2 separate regions of the Homo sapiens genome follow, and region 2 is linked to region 1. Evidence: chromatin contacts called from ENCODE Hi-C data. All regions are on one chromosome and are shown on one strand. The core of a region is the stretch at or near the end of the contact, and the rest is flanking DNA. Distances in the headings are between cores, read along the strand shown.

Evidence for each region. Hi-C counts contacts between places; a loop is a spot of excess contacts on that map. Pooled maps may share reads with other maps.
Region 2: a pooled map shows a loop between it and region 1 (6-fold over the local background). The contact joins the enhancer-like site here to the promoter of PRDX4 in region 1. A Hi-C loop is called at or near these places in 3 of 37 single-sample maps with no recorded cell type and 2 of 50 pooled maps.

The regions. Positions count from the first base shown.
Region 1 is chrX:23,665,799-23,670,286 of GRCh38, forward strand. PRDX4 (peroxiredoxin 4) reads left to right here and starts at 1,695. Exons shown (of 7, transcript NM_006406.2): 1 at 1,695-2,013. The coding sequence starts at 1,773. RefSeq lists an enhancer at 1,454-1,748 and silencers at 1,498-1,677, 2,028-2,157.
Region 2 is chrX:22,524,088-22,528,748 of GRCh38, forward strand. All of the region lies in intron 4 of PTCHD1-AS (PTCHD1 and PHEX antisense RNA), which reads right to left. It also overlaps the pseudogene RNU6-266P. Among named protein-coding and RNA genes, the nearest start is that of CBLL2, 250 kb to the left of the region's middle. RefSeq lists enhancers at 2,112-3,311, 2,240-2,369. Within about 2 kb of position 2,409, at least 3 of the 41 ENCODE cell types and tissues checked have a DNase peak (open chromatin) inside an H3K27ac peak, as active enhancers do.

The DNA of each region.
Region 1 (4,488 bases), core at 445-2,944:
GACAGAGCGAGACTCTGTCTAAAAAAAAAAAAAAAAAAAAAAACAACCTAACACAGGGTTAAGTTGCAACATTGCCTGTTTGCCCCATAGTTCCTTTCCAGCTGGAAGAGAAGAAATGGTCTAGGGATATGGCTTTTCAGGTTAGACTTTTCTTCTCCAAGTTTTCTGGGGACCTGAAAAGGGCTCCGACTTGAGAGAGGAGTCATGGCTGTTCACAAAGATCACTGCAAGGAAAAGAATAAGAAATGTCTGTTAGAGGGATAAAACGCGAGCTATTCAGAGGCAGAAAGGTCAGTTTCCCTTTGAGGGGCGGGGGTGGCGTGGGATGAGGAGGCTTTTTGGGAGAGATGGGCGTGGAAGGATGTCTAACAAGTGCTGGCGGCGAGGGTCGTTGGCACTTCAATGGTGGGAAGACAGCCATGGGCGAAGCTTTGTGGAAGAAATAGGTGTGAAGGATGAGAAGGCCTACAACAGTGCTGAGGGCGCGAGGCCAGTCACCTGCGAAGTTTTGTGTACAAGATGGGCCCAGAAGGATGAACAGGGTCTAAAACAGTGCTGAGGGTGGGAGTGCAGAAGATCGGTCACAAGTGACGACACAAGGTGGTCTTAGTCCAGTTGGTGGACGCTCGGTGGCCTGGGCCTGCCCCCAGTGCGCAGACGCACACGGCAGGTTGCAGCGGCAAGCGGGGCGGTGCCCACGGCGGGGAGATGGGTGGGGAGGGCAGGGAAAAGGCCAGGGGTTGGGTGATGGGGTAATTGTCAGAAAAAGGAACAACACTGCTGGGAGAGTTTTCTGGTAACTTTTCAAGTCTTCATTTAAATTAAAAAAAAAAAAAGCTGTCTTTGAAACAATAGATTAGGTCACTAAAAACTGCCTGTACGCCCTTGCATGCTGGAGGAAAGTAAATGGTTAGACCTACCCTCCCTAAGTTTTTCCAGGACTTAAAAGAGCTGCAAGTAGTGCAGATCATGGCCCCGTTCACACAAATCACTTCAAGAAAAAAAATTAGTAAATGTCTATTAGATCTTGAAACTTATTCCTGTCTATCTGGAACTTGGTAACCTCTGACCAACAACTAACTCCCCATTCCTTCCCTCTCGCCTCGCCTTCCCTACTTCCCAACCTCTGGTAAGCAGCAGGGTAAATACAGTCAATAATAATGTATATTTCAAAATGAATAAGAGTAAATTTGAAATGTCTCACCATAAAAGTCATAGGTAAACAAGGCGATGGATAAGTTAATGTGATGTAATCATCCCACATTGGATACATATTTCAAAAAATCACATTGCATCCCACGAATGTATACAATTATGATTTGTCAAGTAAATATAATTTTTAAAAACGTTAAGTGACTTTTTAAAAAGCTTATTAGAAGTATAAAATGCAAGCCATTCACAAGCATATAGGTTAGATTCCGCTTGTGAGGGGCTTGTGTGCAGTGGTGAGGCTTTGTGGAAGAGATGGACGTGGAAAGATGTCTAAAACAGCGCGGAGGTCAGGAGACCTTGTCGCTGCCTTCACAGAGTTGGGCAACGCTCCCGGTCCTGGTCAGCCGCGGGACGCAGGCGCAAATGCAGGCTTGGGATGGGGGAGGTGCGGCCGGCGCCCACGTGGCGGGGCGGGGAGCAGATAGGGGGGGTAGGGGGAGGAGCTGGTCTCGCGAGGCCGCGCCCCGGTTCGCGCGGGCGTCGTGCACGCGGTTGTAGCTGCCCGGCGGCGGCAGAAGCGGCGCTCGCGCCAAGGGACGTGTTTCTGCGCTCGCGTGGTCATGGAGGCGCTGCCGCTGCTAGCCGCGACAACTCCGGACCACGGCCGCCACCGAAGGCTGCTTCTGCTGCCGCTACTGCTGTTCCTGCTGCCGGCTGGAGCTGTGCAGGGCTGGGAGACAGAGGAGAGGCCCCGGACTCGCGAAGAGGAGTGCCACTTCTACGCGGGTGGACAAGTGTACCCGGGAGAGGCATCCCGGGTATCGGTCGCCGACCACTCCCTGCACCTAAGCAAAGCGAAGAGTAGGTGGTGTCCCGCCAAAGGGTGGGAGGGGAGATTCCGGAGACACGTGTACCCCGGTTACACCCCCGGAATCTGGGCTTGGGCGGCACCCCCTGGGCTGCCTCCGGGCCCTGGGCGGGCCTGGTTCTCACCTAGGAGGGCGGGGAGGGGAATAAAGGGGAGTTCTAGCTGTGAAGAAAGGTATGGTTTCCACTGATCAGATTTTAGAAGAGGTAGTGGTTACCCCAAAAGCCGCAGCTGAGGGAAAGTGGGTGGCCCTAGTCCCGAGTTTGCATCGAGGATGTTGGGCAAACTGAAACAGTTCCTGAAACATCTCAAAGTGCCTTCAGCACATCCTGTCTTTTTCAGGTACTATTTCAGCGAAGGAAGACATTGATAGGTTGAATAATGATTCACAAAAAGTTTGATTAAACAGAAAAGTTGCTAAACACAGTGCTCGGGAGGTCAAACATTTCATTTTTCTTTCTTCCTTTTTGTTTGCATCTTACAAAGATTATTACTGAAAGCCACCTTCCCCAAAGCCTGTGTAGTTAATGGATATTCCTTATGTTTCTCAGACATGAAGAACCTATTACAGAGTGTACTTTTGAGGGAAATGGGGGAAAAGGTTAGAAGTATGCATTTGGGTTGATGATAAACCTCGTGGCAAATTTGTGTCCTGCCAATTTGGTTTTTGATTATTTGCATTTCTGTCCAGTGTACAAAGCTAATGGCCACTTTCAGGAATGACACGTCAGACGAAGTAGATACTGTGAAAGTTGTAGCCTGCTACATCTGGATGTTAAAATTAACCAAAAGTGAACAGTGGCTATAGATAAAGGCTGTCTCTTGCTTGCTATTCAGTAACCTGCTTTTCCTGCAGATCATTTGACATTCTGTAGGTGTGTAGTTGGTTTTTATGGTTCAGTTACAGCATGTTCCATGCCAGTATTCAGTGAAAAAAGTAATGCTTCAAATTCTGAATCCCTAGAGTTAAATGGAATGTTGTTATGACTTAGGATGGGTTGGTTGGGAGTGATAAATGAGAAAAACTGTTTTGTCCTCTTAAACATTTACAGTTCTTACTTGCTGAAAGTAAGTACTTTCAGTTAACCACTTTGGGACTTTTTTTTTTTTTTTATTTGAGATGAAGTCTTGCTCTGTCACCCAGGCACCCAGGCTGGAGTGCGGTCGCGCGATCTCGGCTCACTGCAACCTCCGCCGCCCGGGTTCAAGCGATTCTTCTGCCTCAGCCTCCCAGGTAGCTGGGACTACAGGCGCGCACCACCACACCCGGCTATTTTTTGTATTTTTAGTAGAGACGGGGTTTCACTATATTGGCCAGGCTGGTCTGGAACTCCTGACCTCATGATCCGCCTGCCTTGGCCTCCCAAAGTGCTGAGATTACAGGCGTGAGCCACGGTGCCCAGCCTACTTTGAGATTTTTAACAAAACCAGTCTTAAATTTTAAAATCAGTATTTCCAAGTCCCACTGGTTTTACTTGCCTGGGAAAGTATTTTAAATATGTCAGCCAGTTAAGTGTTTACTTACATTACATATATTTTCCATAGGAAACAAATCTACTTCAAAGCTTTCCCTTTACCAGCAAAACTTAACATTTTAGTTGTTTACTACATTTCTCTGTCACATGTAGGCTTATCTATAATTAAAGATACAAAGACTTTTGTTAGTAAAGACTATTATGGAGCCATTAAGGCCATATTTTCAAATAATTTTTAGTAATATCAAAAACTGTTCATAATTAATTTACTGTTTCCTTTAAGGAGAAAAAAAAGGCGGGATGCAACACGTGGCAAATTTGTGTTTAAAAAAGAACGGAAAGGCCAGGTGTGGTGGCTCACGTCTATAATTTCAGCACTTTGGGAGGCCGAGGCCATCCGATCACCTGAGGTCGGGAGTTCGAGACCAGACTGGCCAGCATGGTGAAACCCTGTGTCTACTAAAAATACAAAAATTAGCCGGGTGTGATGGCGCATACCTGTAATCCCAGCTACTGGGCAGGCTGAGGCAAGAGAATCCCTTGAACCCGGGAGGCGGAAGTTGCAGTGAGCCCAGATCACACCACTGCACTCCAGCCTGGGCGACAGACTGAGACTCTTGTCTCAAAAAAAAAAAAAGTAAATAACTAAAATTAAAAAAAATAAGACTAGAAAGACAGACATCAGAATGTTAACAGTAGTTGATGGGAGTTATGGAGAGAGAGGATTTAAGTATTCTTTGTACTTCTCTGCATTTACCAGAATCTTTATGTTAATTACATAATTTATATTCAAGACAATTTTTGTTTTTTTAATAAATGCAAGGGATTGCTTTGGGAATTCCATTTATAGATCTTAGCAAAGTAACTACCATTCTTAACCAAATATTTCCAAAATCAATTTTCAGAACAAAATTTATTTTTCAAATATGGTTTTCCCAGTATGCTAAAATCATTAAGGCGTGTCATTGTAATAGATCATTACAATTATTATAA
Region 2 (4,661 bases), core at 1,159-3,658, 1.1 Mb before region 1:
CTTGAGACTCTACACTGACTCCTCCATGTGGATTTCAAAACCCCTAAATTATGCCCCACCATCTTGATTTCCTAGTATTTTATATAAACTCACATCAATTTTTCCCCAATATTTTATTACGCAGGACCTGAAGTTTTCCTGGGGAAAAAGTATTAGTGCTAAAATATGCATTTTTCTATTGGAAATAATAAAATAGTCCAAAGATATTTCCCCTTTTCCATAAAATTCCAAGGGAAACCCACTTAGAAAATTTAGAGTGTAATTGAAGAATTCTACTGAGCATACATGACATAAAGTTAAACAATACTTGGGTAGAAAAATGTTTGGAGATCCCTGTCAGGACATAATTTTTCTGTTATTTAATGAAAAAGATGACTTGCTATGGTTTTTAAATCTGCTTAAATGTGTTTCATTTGATCACATTAATATTTGTACAGTTATTTTTCCATTACTCATGAAACACTAAAAACACTAAGCAATAATTGCACATGCTTTTTCCTTTTATGACCATACATTTTCCCGGACAGGTCTTATAAATTCACATATGTTATCAAAAACTTTTTTTTTTGGAGATGAAGTTTCACTCTTGTCACCCAGGCTGGAGTGCAATGGTGCGATCTCGGTGCACTGCAACCTCCACCTCCTGGGTTCAAGAGATTATCCTGCCTCAGCCTCCCGAGTAGCTGGGATTACAAGCACCCACCACCACGCATGGCTAATTTTTGTTTTTAGTAGAGACAGGGTTTCACCATGTTGGCCAGGCTGGTCTCGAACACCTGACCTCAGGTGATCCACCCGCCTCGGCCTCCCATAGTGCTAGGATTGCAGGCATGAGACACCGTGCCTAGCCCAAAACTTTTTATGATATATTAATAATATGTTTGACAAAGCAAATACTTTCAGTGTAATTATTCACATTGACTGAAAGAATCCTTTACTACAGCCCTCTATCTTATTGCTCACATAGATGATTCATTAAAAATCTAGATATATAGATGGCTAGACATGAATGTGGTATGGTTCTCAGAGCATAAGGTCTCCTAGATGGAGTAACGGAGGAGCATAACCTCTCCGTTACTCAAGGACTACTCTTATGCCTCCATCTCTAACTCATGGGAGGAATAGGAACATTGAACAGAGATTTGGTGCCTTCCTTTACTCACAGCTTGTACACAACTCACTGTGATGGTGATGTGTTTAGCCTGTGAACCTATGTAACAGAACTCGACAGGCAAAAAAATAGTTTCCTTCCACATTAAAAAGCAAACAGTGCAGCCATAGAAAAGAACGAGATCATGTCTTTTGCAGGAACATGGATGGAGCTGAATGCTATTATCCTCAGCAAACTAATACAGGAAAAGAAAACCAAATACTACGTGTTCTCACTTATAAGTGGAAGCTAAATGATGAGAGCTTATGAACACAAAGAAGGAAACAACAGACACTGGGGGTCTACTTGAGAGTGGAGGGAGGGAGGAGGGAGAGGAGCAGAAGAGGTAACTATCGGGTACTGGGCTTAACCCCTGGGTGATAAAATAATTTGTATAACAAACCCCCATGACATGAGTTTTCCTATGTAACAAACCTTCACATGTACCCCCAAACCTAAAATGCTAAAAAAAAACCAAAAAACACCCCAAAACAAAAAAATCTTTACCCCCAAAACCAAATAAAAACCCCCCTTGTTTTATCTAAATCATTATTAAATGCAGTCCTTCCTTAAAATTTTTACATTTTGTTATATTTACATAACGATAAAATCATTTCCCACTTGATATAAGAACAAAAATCTGTTAATTCATTATATTATTAGAATAAGCAAATTAATTACTGCTAACATCAAATTCATTTTAATTTCCATGACCGTCATATAGAGTTCTATACATAGAGAGTGGAACTCCACAATGAAAACGTGCTTAACTCTTTTTATTTCCTCCTCACAGCATGTTCTGCTTTAATGACATATTGAGGGAATAAAATACATGGAATTTTATTCTAGTATCAAGTGAGATTTTAAAATATATGTGAAAATATTTGATAAATGCTTTTTTTCCTAATGGGTGCACTTAGAAATTATAGTTTTAGGTATATTTATATTTTGGCCATATAGTCTCTTAAATAAGTAAAACAAAGCATACTGTAACAAACTATTTTGGTCAAAACTCTAAACAGTATATAGACTTCAAAATAACTTACTCAAAATTCATGAGATTTAGATTTCATGCTCAACTTATCAGGAGGAAACACATCCAAAATAGAAGTGGGTTGACTCTATAACTTCTACTCAATGGCTATATCTACATAACTGTGAATTAAAACAAACAAAAAACAAAAGCTAGAAAACTGAAATTGGTTCTTAGTCATTATGTCTAGTTATGACAAATCGAGACACTATGAGATGATTTTCTCCTCCGGAAACCAGGCATTCAAAGACTTCCAGTGACTCAGGATGGGAGTGTACAGAAGAGAAAAGAGGAACGAAGAAAGCACTGATGCAAGAAGACACAATTCATCAATTCATAACCACACCCTGATCTCCACTACCATAGCATTACAGCCATGATCTCTTTCAGCCTTCTCTCTGCCACTATTGCCCTCAGTGCTGATTTTAATAGATTTTACCTCTTTAGGATGGTAGTGATGAGGAGGGATACTGAACTACCGTGATTTGCCGTGAATTTTCCTAGGAAGGGCCCCAGGGGTCTGCCATGTAAGCGTAACAACTCTTATGTGAGTGTATCTCACTTTATACACAAACACTGTAATAATTTAATGTTATACATTTCTCAACCTGATATTATTTCCCTTTGATTATTTAGGTTGCACCTACCTCATGAGAAAGATTTGGAGAAGGTGTGAAAACTTTATCCCAAATCTTAGATGCTCTATAAATGTCTTCCATTTTATAAAGGCTATCTGAAAGAGAAGCAAGGACAATTCCGAAAAATTCTTCAATTTTAGGTTTGGTCAAACCAACAATAAATACAAAGAAATGGCTTCATCTGAGTAACTGATACTTCCAAGACTTGGCCATTGCAGTCTTTTGTAGATTATATAATTTACTAGTTAGATTAAAAATTATGGCAGGAGGAAATCTTAGAATGCTTTGGCTACCTATCTACGGATACAAAACCATGGTGTATAATTCCAACCTTATTAAAGCATTAGAACATTGGTTTTTAACTCTCTATTGGATTAGGACCAGGTATACTGGCACAGCTCAGTAAAACCTAAGATTGGAAATAATTTGAAATCTCAAAGTCATTGTCACCTTACCCATTTCACCTGGCTAATTACTTCCTCTCCTTTCATACAACCCAACAAATATGTATTCACATTAGTGGGGAAAAGAAGCTCTCCCTATATTTACACAATGGAGTGATTTTTGCCCTTCTAATTAACCAGCATGAGTCAAACGTTTAAAAGGTTCCAGAAGAAACTGTGCCTTCAATTAACATTCACAGTTTCTAAATTAATCACTGCTGACCTTAACATGCAGGAGTCTTAAAGACATGTTTCACATTTAAAAAATGGTAATTTTATTCAAAGAAATCTAACTACCTATGTTTCATAAGTGTTTGGTCATTGTTTTTCTCCTATCACTGCATAAGGAGTCCTAGAGTTTGGAGCATTGTTTCATCACATCTCTGGATAAAAGCCCTACAAATGATCTTGAGCATGATAATGATATTGTCTTCAATATAAAAATTAATAGTGACTCATTATACACTTTGAAAAATCCATACCATGCTCACTTCAGCAGCATATATACTAAAATTGGAATGATACAGAGAAGACTAGCATGATCCCTGTGCAAGGATGACACACAAATTCATGAAGCATTCCATATTTTTCAATAAATGTCCCCATCGGCAAGTTAGAAAGATCTCAAATTAACAACCTAACATCACAACTAAAAGAACTGGAGAAGCAAGAGCAAACCAACCCCAAATCTAGCAGAAGACAAGAAATAACCAAAATCAGAGCAGAACTGAAGGAGACCGAGACACAAAAAGCCATCCAAAAGATCAAGGAATCCAAGAGCTGTTTTTTTTTAAATATTAATATAATTGATAGACTAGACTGCTAGCTAGACTATTAAAGGGATAAAAGAGAGAAGACCCAAATAAACACAATTAGAAACGACAAAGAGAATGTTACCACTGACCACATAGTAATACAAACAACCATCAGAGACTACTCTCAACGCCTCCATGCACACAAACCACAAAATCTAGAATAAATGGATAAATTCCTGGACACATACACCCTTCCAAGACTGAACCAAGAAGAAACTGAAGCCCTGAACAGACCAATAGCAAGTTCCAAAATTGATTCAGTAATGAACAGCCTACCAACCGAAAAATGCCCAGGACCGGAAGGATTCACAGCCAAATTCTACCAGATATACGAAGAGATAGTACCATTCCTACTGAAACTATTGCAAAAAAATTGATAAGGAGGGACTCCTCCCCAAATCATTCTATGATTCCAGCATCATCCTGATACCAAAACCTGTCAGAGAGACAATAAAAAAGAGAAAACTTCAGGCCAACATCCTTGATGAACACAGAGGCAAAAATCCTCAACAAAATACTTGTAAACCGAATCCAGCAGCACATCAAAAAGCTAATCCACCACAATGATGTAGGCTTTATCCT